Linked DNA regions of Homo sapiens: region 2 is linked to region 1. Evidence: chromatin contacts called from ENCODE Hi-C or POLR2A ChIA-PET data. All regions are on one chromosome and are shown on one strand. Each heading gives the region's core, a stretch centred on a gene start or an enhancer-like site at or near the end of the contact. The rest is flanking DNA. Distances are from core to core; before and after follow the strand shown. Region 1 overlaps TEAD1 (TEA domain transcription factor 1). Region 2 overlaps TEAD1 (TEA domain transcription factor 1).

Region 1 (5,497 bases), core at 2,978-5,477:
GTTAATACATTAAGTGTTTTTATGTGGACTGGGAAGAAATTAGTAGAGAATGCAGAACATATAGATACATAGATAGTCTGCATGCTTGTGATTTGGGGAAAATTCTGGTGTTCAGATCAAATTCTACAATGCTTATAGTAACTGCTGCAACAGATATCATTTACTGCAACTTTACTGTATGCCAGGCCCCTGGTGAGTACTTTAAATGTATTATTTAATTATCAGAACAACTCTATGAGGTGAGCATTATTACTCCCCTGTATAAATAAGGAAACTGAGGCTTGGAAGGTGAAGGTCTCATTGTCAGAAAATGGTGAAGGCAGGATTTGAATCCAAGCCAATTTCATTTCAAAATCAACTCTTGACTAGATTGAGGTGCTATGGAAGGTGCCCAATAATTGTAACCAGCAGAGCTCTGTAAGTGGTCTGAGTTTAAAGCCCATTTGCTTCTGAAGTGTTTGTTGCTGCTGATAATTTGAAGAATGGCATCAGCACTGCCATTATTGCTTTAAGGAACAGATATGGGCCCCAAGGTGCCAAGCCAAGACCCTCTCCCAGCATTCCCAGGCTAAAGGGACAGTCCTCAGAAAATGTGACTCTCTGACCATGACTTGTCTGAGGTCAGCCCCGACACTTCCTCTGGGCAACTTCTCAGAAGTTAACTCATCCAGCACCTTCAGTCTTGTGTGTACCTTGGATTTCCTTTGGACCTTGTATTCTTTATGGGTTATACTTTCTTGTATTCTTTTATTTTTCATGTTTGACTACCCTGTGTTTAGTTAGACAGAAGAATGTGGTTCTGAGTCCAGACTCTCACTTACTGCCTGGTGTATTGGACAAACCATTTAATCGTTGCTAGTTACTAGTCTCCCATGCAGTGTAGTTGTGAGGTTTCCTTGAGGACGAGTGAGTGTAGAAGCACCTGGCTCAGTGCAGGTGCAGGAAGAAAGCTTCCCTTCTTGCGTTCTTGTTCCCTCCCCTGTAGGAACAGCATCCATTTACTAATGAGATGACCAGGTTCAGGAGCACCACATTTTTTCTGGCTCTTGCGAGTGCCTACTGTTCATTTATGCAACCACTGTGTATGAGGGCACAGTATCTCCAGTCCCTGTTCTAGCAGCTGGGGTTACTTTGTGGAGTAAGAAGGATGATCTGCACACACCCCTATCCCCAGCATCCTGGAGCTGACACTATAGTGGGGAGGAGAGAAGGGGCAGGTTAATAAGCAAACAAAGAAAATAAATGCTGTATATAGTTGGATGTAGATACTCTCTGTCAGCTCACTCATTCATTCATTCACCCATTATTTCAACGAACAGTTCTAAATACACATTATGTTCCCAGCATTATGCTAAGCATGGACATGTGAAATTGGATAACGTCTGTTAGCCCAGGAATTATTTCAACAGAAAAAAAAAGTCTGGAAAATATAGATCACTCTCTTGTGTTCTTCCCTTTTGAACATCCTAACTCTTTAGGGTTAAATACTCATTTGAGCAAGTACAAGCTTCTAAATATACCCACTCCTCAAGCCCCCCGCCCCACTGTCCAGCAGGTTTTCCTGTTGATAGGACAGTGGACGTATGAGTTTGAGTGTTTGGCAGATGTTTGCATGATTCTTAGATCAGTGCTTCTCAAACATCCCTGTGCGTAAGAGTTGCCTGGGAGGCTGGTTAAATTCAGATTCAGGTGCCTCACTCCTAAATATTCTGATTCACTGGGTCTGGGTTGGTGCCAGTTGTCTGAGCTTTTAGCCTGCAGTGCAGGTGAATTGGTTGCAGGTGGTCTGTGAACCACACATGGATGAAACAGTGTCATATTCACACCAGGCTGGAAGAATGTTTAACCTCTTCAGTTTAAGGAGGAAACTATTTCCCAGGGAGTGGAGGGGCTCTGAAATTCGAAGCTACAGTGACAAGATGGGCCAGGACTTTTGAACAGAACAGATCTGGGATCTCATCCTGTCTCCACATCTCCTAAACCTGGTCATCTCCTCAGTAAATGGATGCTGTTCCTACAGGGGAGGGAAGAAGAACGCAAGAGGGGAAGACTCCTTCCTGAGTGCACACCATGCACTGAGCCAGGTGCTTCTACACTCGCTGTTCCTCAAGAAACCTCATGCAGGCAGCCTTGAATAGGTCATCCGGTAACATCCCTTTCCTCATCAGCCTGCCTTGCTAGGTGGGTAATGCTGAGAGATATGGTTGGAAAGACCCAGGCAGAGTATAGGATAGAGACTCTAGGGCTAGGTTTTGGTCCATGCTAAAAAATAACATACAAATTGGTTTCCCAAATTCCTGATGGATTATTTGAATGTGAGTTGAGTCGCTGCATATATACCCTGTGATTTCTCTCTCTTTCTTTTTTTTTTTTTTTCACAAAAATACACTATAACCGCAAAAAAGACAGTCAAACAAAAGAGGGAAAAAATTCATCCAGAACTAGCTCAGTACCCTAACACAACTGTTTTCATTTTAACTTTTAGCCCTTGTCTGTATGCAGGCATGTTTCTCTGTATCTGTAATCATATGTAGGCTCAATTTTGTATTCTGCTCTTTTCAGTAAACCTTAAGTAAATGCTTTCCAAATGGTTATGTAGTCTTCAAGATGATTTTTAATGATCTTACAATCTATCATCCCACAGGCTGAATTTACTTAACCATTCATCTACTGTTGGACATCTAGATTTTTTTTTTTCTGTAGTTCTGTGCTATTATAAGTAATACTTTGGGATATGGCCTTGTGCTTATTGTGGATTTTTTCCTTAGGGTGAATTCCCAGGAGCAGGATTTCTGGGTTAAAGGGCACAATTATTTTTTTGGCTCTCAATGGATATTGCTAAATTGCTTTCCAAAAGGGTTGTACCAGTTTATGATGCCACCAGCAGTGCGTGAAGGTACCAATTTCAGCATCTTGGCTTGCACTAGATAGTATAATTTTTACAAAAGTTTGGCTCAATGGTGCACATCGTTTAATTGATATTTCTTGGATTATGACAAGGTTGAGTATGGCTTTACTTACTATGTTTTGAGATTTTACTTAGTATTTTTGTTTTCTTACAGTCAGGACCTAGCTGTGGTTGAGGTCAGATTTTCTGTGTAGAGCTTTTCAGACTCTTGAATTTTACAGCGAAAAAACAAACCAAACTAACAAAAACCAAACCCAGAATTCATCTGTAAAATAAATACTTTGGACATATTTTGTGGTTGGATTAACTGTTCGTGATTTTAACTTCCTTATAGGTCATAAGTTAATAGGGCGGTATTTGGAGAGTAGCGGGGCTTTTCCTCTTCTCCTTAGATTCTCCTTTGTTCTTTCCCTCTACCATCCCCCCATTTCCTGTTTCCCTCCTCCCCTGTAAGCCCTGTTGTTGTCTTTTTGGAGATAAAACATAAAAGGATCAGCTTTTAGTCATGCTCCTTCAACTTATAAAATGTAGGTTGCCTAAATTATGTAGTACAGAGTGAGGATAAAGAAAATCACAGTATTGTAACACATTGCCTGTAACTGCTTTGCAAAAGCAAACGTCTCCCACGAAATCTTAGAAAGGTGTGTTTGAGGGTGTAATCTTGGCTTGTGGTGCAAGGGAGCCCAACTTGTTTTTCAAGTTGGTCTTGAATAAGTTTGTTCTTTCTGGAATGCTCGCCATCCTCAGTATGACAGAGTTCGCTTGATGACAAACTCTTTTACTCTCCTATACATACCATGGCCACTGAACTGGTTTGTTTATTTGCCTGGGGTAAATGATTGAAACACATTCCCCTTTGCAGTGGTGCTCAGCATTTGATAGATGATTCTTATTCCCCAGGCTCCTTCATGGTGATGCCAAGCCCAAGTCTAGCCTTCCAGTGGCCCCTGAGGCCACACTGTCCCCTCCGCAACAAACACTGAGAAAGACACACACTCTCTTGGGTGTGCACGTAGTTTATTGAGCTCGTGGGCTCTCCGTAATGCTGCCCCACTATGCGCATAGTAGGAGAATCCGATATTGGCAGAATAACTGGGTCTATGTACATAAAGTAGAATGATCGAGGCTCGATTTCAATTTAATTTGTTAATGAAACAAGATGGATCACATTTTCCCTTCCCGCACACCTCTCGGGCTGTTTGAGATGAGGCACAATTAATTTATTTGTACTGTCTGTGGAGGCGTATGCCAGCTAATGTAGTGCAAGAGCTTTTATCTTTATGTTTGTAATGAAGAGGGGCAGGCCGCTGGCAAATTGACAAGGAGTGCTGATGACTCATCCTCTGAATGCGAGTGCTTTCTTCTGAAATCATAAAATGCGCGTGCACACGCAAGCCTAGTTCCTGTTTGAAATGGACAGAACCCCTTTGGGAAAGTTCAGGTGCCTTTGAAACACTGCAGGGGAAAGAACAGGCCAGTGAGGCTGTTTCTCCGGCTCCCTGGCCTGTCTTGAGGGCAGAACCTCCTGCTCAGTGGGGGCCCTACTCTGGGATGGGAATTCCCATCCTCTCCCTGCCCTCTCCTCCTCGCCCCTCCTTTCCTTGGAAGGCTGGCTCCTTTGTACTGGTCTTTTGTGCTCCAGTAGGCAGCCTTCCCCACCTGCCAGGCCAGGTGCCTGGTTCACCTGGCGAGGCCTGTGCTTCCGGGGCTGCTCCCTAACCTTGATCCTGGGCAGTGCCCTGGGGCTTTGCTTTATGAGGCTGTGGATTCTGGGGCCTGGTTGATTTTAGCCTGGGAGTACACATGGGATTCCTCTGGCCTTTGCTTGAGTTCCCCAGGCCTGGGCTTGGTGGTGGCTGTGTTGTCACTCTGTTGATATGCCTCAGAAGAAATAGTTTACACAGTAACTAAAGTTGGTTTGGCCCTTTACAGTGTGTAAGGCTTTCTGGCATTAAAACAACTCTGAATTGGATATATTGTTACCCCACTTTATGGATGAGGAAATCGAGGTGCACAGAGGTTAAATGGAATGTCCATGATCAAGCAGCTAGCCGGTGGAAAGGTAGTGGGGACAAAACCTTGGACTTTAGAGTCTAAAACCTGACCTTACAATTTCTTTATAACATTCATTCATTAAGGACAAAATGAAACTTTTTCTGCATAAGAAATATATAAATTCTCTTCAAGAGTCATGTGAGAGTTTGACAGCGGACTAGAGTGACTATGGTTAACAACAACGTATTGTGTATTTCAAAGTAACTAAAAGAAAGGACTTGAATTGTTCCCAACACATAATAATGATAAATGCTCAGTGTGATGGATACCTTAAATTCCCTGACTTGATCATTACATATTCCATGCATGTAACAAAATATCACATGCACCTCATAAATACGTAAAGTATTACGTATCAGTTAAAAAAAAAATTAAAAAATATGTGAGTGAATATACAGATTTCTGTAGTTCAGTAGAATAACAGGAAATTCACAGGATGCTTTCTGGAGACTTAAAAGCAAAATGTTTGCAGTGGTCTGAGAAAGAAACCCTGAAGATTGTGGTCTAAGAAGTTTTCCTTCCTGTGTCAGATGC
Region 2 (5,897 bases), core at 97-2,596, 140 kb after region 1:
CACTCCAGCCTGGGCAACAAGAGTGAAACTCTGTCTTTTTTTTTTTTTTTTTTTTTTAAAAAAAAGGATAAATTTCTATTCTTAGATGCTGGTCTAAGTTCAAATTTAAATGCCTTTCATCTTAATTTTTCCTAGTAAACATTTTTGCAGACAATTGTGCTGTTTTATTTTTCTAGTATTAGTAAACACATAGTTGTAATTTTAAAATTCTTGATTCTGAATTTTGTTTTTTGCTTTCAAGGGCTTTGTTGGTTTGGTGTTTTGGTAACCCACCTCATGGTAAATTCTTCTTTCTTTCAGGTAGGAATGAATTGATAGCCAGATACATCAAACTCAGGACAGGCAAGACGAGGACCAGAAAACAGGTAAAATAACCCACCTGGAAATTGTGCATGTCAGCGAATGGCCCAAAAAGGCATTTTGGCTGCAGTGGCTGGCTATGCTTTGGCTCCTAGGAGCCCCCAATTTGAGTTCCCTGTAAGGACGTCAGTGTTGGAGGTATTTTAAATTGGCTCAGTTTTCACTGTTCATCATTTCAGTGACCCTTTATTATGTGGTCTTACAAGTTCCTTTTATACTCACATGGGAAAATGTCACTGCTAAGGACGGTGTATGAACCGCTCCTGTACTGTATTTCAAAGCTGACATTTCTTTCCCAAAATGTGCACCTGTGAACACTGCAAAAACTGCAAGTGCAAATGCACTTGCAGGTCATGAAATTTTGAGGTTTTGTGCATTGTAAAATCCTGGAGCGATTATATATTAGTCATAATTTCAATGAAAAAGTAACGCCAGCAGCCTTGAGTATTGGCCTGAATGTAATGCTAAATGATGTGCGTCCAGGGAACTGTTGCTTTTTAAGCGATGGCTTTTTGTCAGTAGCTGCTGTGACTGAAATGAAGTTACAACTTCAATACCTCTGTGCAGAGCAGTATCAGGAATTCTCTGCCCTTTGGCAGAGCTCTGCCTTTCCTCGTTCTTTCAGATGTAAAACAGCCCAAATCTCTGACATGAGCCAGTTTAGAACTGGAACGAATGAGAAATTAGTGTTTAACTAAAAACAAAAAAAAGAAAGGAGGAAAAAAAAAACCCTAAAAACCTCATGGGTGAGTTGTTCACAGAAAAGAATTATTTTTTAATGTCGATTTATGCTGAATGATACAGCATGAACCTTAAAAACTGTAATCAGACCAAAAGGCTAACTAAACCGTGGTCTCATTAAGATTGAGCAGCAGATTTCAGTTCTCTTCCCAGTGAGGAATTGTTTTCATGAGTGTTTATAACGGGGAGAGGCTTTTCCCAGGAATGCTACTTGTGCCACAGCCTGGGAGCCTGGCTGCTGAGTCAGCACAAAGAGAGGTGGCCTCCTGCCAGCACGCAGAGGCAGCGCATTGTCTGTTTGGGGGATGCTAGTGGCCCTCGTCAAGTCAGAGAATCACAGAAGAACAAAATTCGGGTGAAAACAAGTAACAGCAGGAGCCAGATGGAGGGCTGAAGAGGATGGGGGAGTTTCTGCTTCTCTGTACTTAAGAAAAGTACCAAAGCAAATTGGAAAAAAAAATAATTGAATAATTGAAGCTCAAAGACAAAGTTAAAGATAAAAGGACCGTTTATTATAAATCCTGTTTTAGAGCCGCTGGAGAGTTGGAAATGGGGTAATCACCACACAGTCTGAGTCGCTGAACTTTTAAATGGAAAGTTCTACATTTCGGAAACCAGTGGATCTAATCATCTACATTCTGACAGTGCGGGACCTGGGCTGTCTGCTGGTCTGTGAGCTCTGGTCATTTGCCCGGTGACCCCTTCACTGAGGGACTCTTCTAAATTTAACCAAGTCCCACTGAAAGAGATGCAGATTTCAGTGGAATCATTGTGTTTCAGAAGCTGGGCTCGGCTACATTTCCACGCCCCGGCATCCTGGGGATGTTTTTAGGCAGCAGTTGGTGATACCTCTCCAATGTGAATTTGTTGTTCAGCAAATCCATGTGGTTTTCAACCCAGATTTTTAACAGGATGGCTGGCTGGCTGTATTCACACATTTCGCTTTGTAATAATATGCAAATCCACTTGGCGCCCAGTCAATACCCAAAAGAGTGGAAGGATTAAAGATTTTTATAAGGGCAAAAAAAAAAAAAAATAGCTCTGCTAACTGGGTCTTTCCATTTCTCTTTGAGATCTAATTTACATGTCAGTATTATTTTAACGTTTGCTACAGAATCCAGAGCTCTTAATGAGATCAGAATACAACCAACAGCTTCAGCTTTTTGATTCTGCAGAATGTGCTAATTTATGGATAGTCTCTTCTAAATTGAGAAAAAGGGATTTTCCCTCCTGATACTGAGAAGCTATAAATATTTTCATTTACCTTTACTCCCACCTTTTTAATTTTAGAATGAAAACAGCCCCTCTCATCCCTCCCAAAATTAGTTTTTCCCAGTGCCCATGATTTCTCTTGGGTGGGAAGACTAAGATGAGTCTTAACTTTCATCCTGAATCAAGTCACTGCAGTGATGACCCAGTATGAAAAGCTTAGAGCAGCGCTGGGGGCTTGTGTCTGGCTGGGACTGTGTATTCCTAACTGCAGAGCTTTGTTGAGATGCAAATAACCACCCCCCAACCCCACCCCAAAACCCTCCCAAAGAGTAGCGATTTTATATTTGATTTCCTTTTTTGTTTTGTTTTGTTTTGTTTTGTTTTGTTTTGTTTTGTTTCCCCTCATAAACCCGAACAATGTAGGTGTCTAGTCATATACAGGTCTTAGCAAGAAAGAAAGTTCGAGAAATTCAAGCCGCCATTAAGGTACGTCTGGCTTGCCCACTTGTAGGGGGCTTTTCATCTCCATGGTTACAGGCTTTTCCTTTGTTTTCCTCCCTTCCCCTACCCTGCAGGTGTCTAGTCACATTCAGGTTCTTGCCAGAAGGAAATCTCGTGATTTTCATTCCAAGCTAAAGGTATGCGCTTTTCTGCTTTTTGGCTTGTGGTTGCTATGCATCTCACTTCCTGTTTTCCATGGTGACTGGTGAATGCCTGGTGCTGGGATTCTCGTAACCTAGTTTCCTTGCATGTGAGAGCTGTTTACATTTCTTTGTGTTTAATCTCTCTGTTTCTGTACTAGCCTCACATTAAACTCAATGTGTGTGAGCGCGTGTGTGTGTTTGCGTGTGTGTGTGCGTGTGTATGTGTGTGTTCCTAATAACAATGCAAATGCAGCAGAGAGCTGGTCTTGATAACTTTTCAGCACAGAAACATGATTTTTTTTTTTTAACCTTCAGATGTCCACCAAGCAGCCATGGGCTAGGAAAGCTTAAAAAAAGAAAAGTCCAGAGATGCAAAATTGAGTAGAAATTATTTAGAAAGAATCATTTCCAAAGTGGTCATGAAATTACCTTTTTAAAAAATTTAGAAATTATTTTAACTCATGCTTTTGATGTATTTTTAAGAAGACTTATAAAAAATACGTCTTTTTCATGCATGTCTCTTCCCTCAGAGTATTTTCAGCCAGATTTCTTCCACATTGCTTACTACTGTTTTTTAAGTGAATGGCGCTCTTATTAAAAGAGAAATCTGAGCAGTGGCCTTTAAAAAAAAAAGATAGATCTTAGAGATGGGAAAACTCTTGATCAAACCCATTTGCAGTTTCATTTGTACTTGAGTTTGCTTAAATTTTTTTTTACTTGTACCTCATTTTTCAGTCTCAAAATATATTTTATAGGAAAAATGGGGGCATTGATAATTTTTCATATACAACTTCTTTCTGCTTTTTCCCTTTATAAAATTTATAATAAAACATACCTGACTTTTATTTTTCTGTAATGCCCTATTTTAGAAATGCAAAGAGATTATAGTTTGCAAGGAGGAGCTTTCGTTTATAATAAAAATTGATTTTGGCACATATTGATGGCTTTCCCATGTGCCTTTTTCGGTTCTGTTCTGATATTTTTCTATACAGTAATTAAATTTGTGGTTTTGTTCTGAACTAAAAAACAGTGTAGTCTCACAACACTTGAGTGGTGAGCACTGGGACTCTTCCCAAAGTCCTTCGACTTTTTTTTATGCAAACAAGGCTGGCTGTGGAATAGGACAAGTGATTAGGAAGGAGCATTTGGTGTGCCCTCTGCAGTGGGCAGCATGCTGGCTCGCTCGCACGTGTGGCTGATGGTGGCTGGCTTTTAGCTGCACTGGCTGAGCAGTTGGAAGACTAAGATAACTTTGTAGATCCTGCTTTTTAACCAAAGGTGCAATACTCTCTATATGGATGTAACTACCCCAGTTTTTGCTCAAGTTCTGACTCTGTTTCTAGTTTCTCTGAGCTAATGAATTAATGATGTACAAAGAAGTTTACAGATAACAATGTTGTTTCCATCTGTGATGATATGAATTGCTCTATTTCTGCACTGTCTGTGTGGTTCCTGTGGACTCACCAGGGCACACAGCCTTAGACTGAAAGCCCTATAAGTGAGGAATAAAGCTCTTCTGTTCAGAAGGGATTCCCATGTGATATAGGAAGCACTCTTTTTCTCACTTGGTGAATTTTAGAGTTTTCTTCCATAGAAACAATTTTTCTGTTGCTTTATACATGTACATATGTAAAAATACACAGCGGTATTTATGTTTGTTTCTAAAAAAAAATTAACAATAATAAAAAAGAAACATTCCCCTGACTTTCAGCCCTGGGCCACTCTCTTTTGGGGCAGGCACAAGGAAGAGACAGAAACAGAAGCAGTAGGATAGCAACTGGCTCAGCATTTAAGCTCCAAGAACCACCTCCGTCTTCTTGTAGTTTCTTCCGTTCTTTCCTACCATATTGTTCTTGGAAAAATGGAGTCCTTTGTTTTTCCATCTGCTAATACCAACTGAGTGTTCCAGGCATGGTGCTTGCTCACTGTGATGGGCAGTTAACAGCCAATATCCTGTTCAGGGAGCTGGCCATGTAAATGGGAATGTAAACTAGAGGAGCACTTTGGGTAATAGCGGGAGCAGCCAAAATGAAATGTGGGGTGCATCCCGGGGATGAGCTTCGTGGAGAGTATACTGTTAAGTTTGGCAATTGAAAGAGGAAAGGCAGCCTAATGCGTGCTCCCTCATTTAAGCTCACTATGAAGTGACTTACAGTATTCTGCTTTTGGGGCATGATACTGAGGAAACTGGGGCTGAGAGAGTATAATTGACTAGTCACAAAGCCTTCCTAGTAAGTGGTGAAGCCAGGATTTGAACTCAGATCTTTTTGCACCCTAAACGAATCATTGTTTTAGATAAAATTTTATCTAGTGAAGGTGGGAGAATGTTTTCAAGCAGAGGGCTTCACACCAGCACACTGTACCTAAACTGTCACCCCTCACAGTCTTTGGGGCTGGGCATTCAGCCTTTGCTACCAGCCCTTCACTTGGCATCCACATTTTAACTTTGAGCCCTTGGTCAAAACGTGGACTTAATTTGGGTTGGTGCTGTGAGGGTCATCAGTAACTGGGGGAATGACATGGTCCTGGAGACAGAGCTGCTTGGCACCACTCTGAGGGCATTAGGACAGTCGCAGAGAGTGAGGCTGTCTGTCACCTGCTTGCAGGAGTTGGTGCTGCTTTCTTTCACTCCCTCCATGAGCATTTTATCTCAAAGGCAGTATACTTAACCTTCCTAACCAGCCATTACCAGGATATGGGCTCAACTCTGTTGATGTCCCAGCTCCATCCATACCCCCTTGTTCAGCTCTGGAATCTAATAGCACATTTGTGAGGAGGCAGGGACAAGCATCTTTACCGAGGTCATCATGGGGTCAGGCTGATAGCCATGGTCTTCTTGGCCTCCCACACTAGCTAGTGAGATAAACTCGCTACAGATAATTGAGGTCATCCCAAAAGACAACAAGGATAGCTTCTGGGTGGGTGGGGAGCAGAGGGGAG

The links. A loop is a pair of places that touch in the nucleus more often than their neighbours do. ChIA-PET counts read pairs that join two places held with the same protein, here RNA polymerase II (POLR2A).
Region 2: POLR2A ChIA-PET joins it to region 1 with 14 read pairs in H1. The contact joins two enhancer-like sites. A Hi-C loop is called at or near these places in 1 of 168 maps with a recorded cell type or tissue (Calu3). POLR2A ChIA-PET finds 5 or more read pairs at or near these places in 6 of 52 experiments (AG04450, BJ, H1 and 2 more).

The regions. Positions count from the first base shown.
Region 1 is chr11:12,720,289-12,725,785 of GRCh38, forward strand. All of the region lies in intron 2 of TEAD1 (TEA domain transcription factor 1), which reads left to right. Among named protein-coding and RNA genes, the nearest start is that of TEAD1, 49 kb to the left of the region's middle. RefSeq lists a silencer at 5,374-5,497. Within about 2 kb of position 4,228, at least 22 of the 41 ENCODE cell types and tissues checked have a DNase peak (open chromatin) inside an H3K27ac peak, as active enhancers do.
Region 2 is chr11:12,861,950-12,867,846 of GRCh38, forward strand. It overlaps TEAD1 (TEA domain transcription factor 1), which reads left to right. Exons shown (of 13, transcript NM_021961.6): 4 at 301-365; 5 at 2,889-2,951. Among named protein-coding and RNA genes, the nearest start is that of TEAD1-AS1, 58 kb to the right of the region's middle. RefSeq lists a silencer at 2,893-3,187. Within about 2 kb of position 1,347, at least 18 of the 41 ENCODE cell types and tissues checked have a DNase peak (open chromatin) inside an H3K27ac peak, as active enhancers do.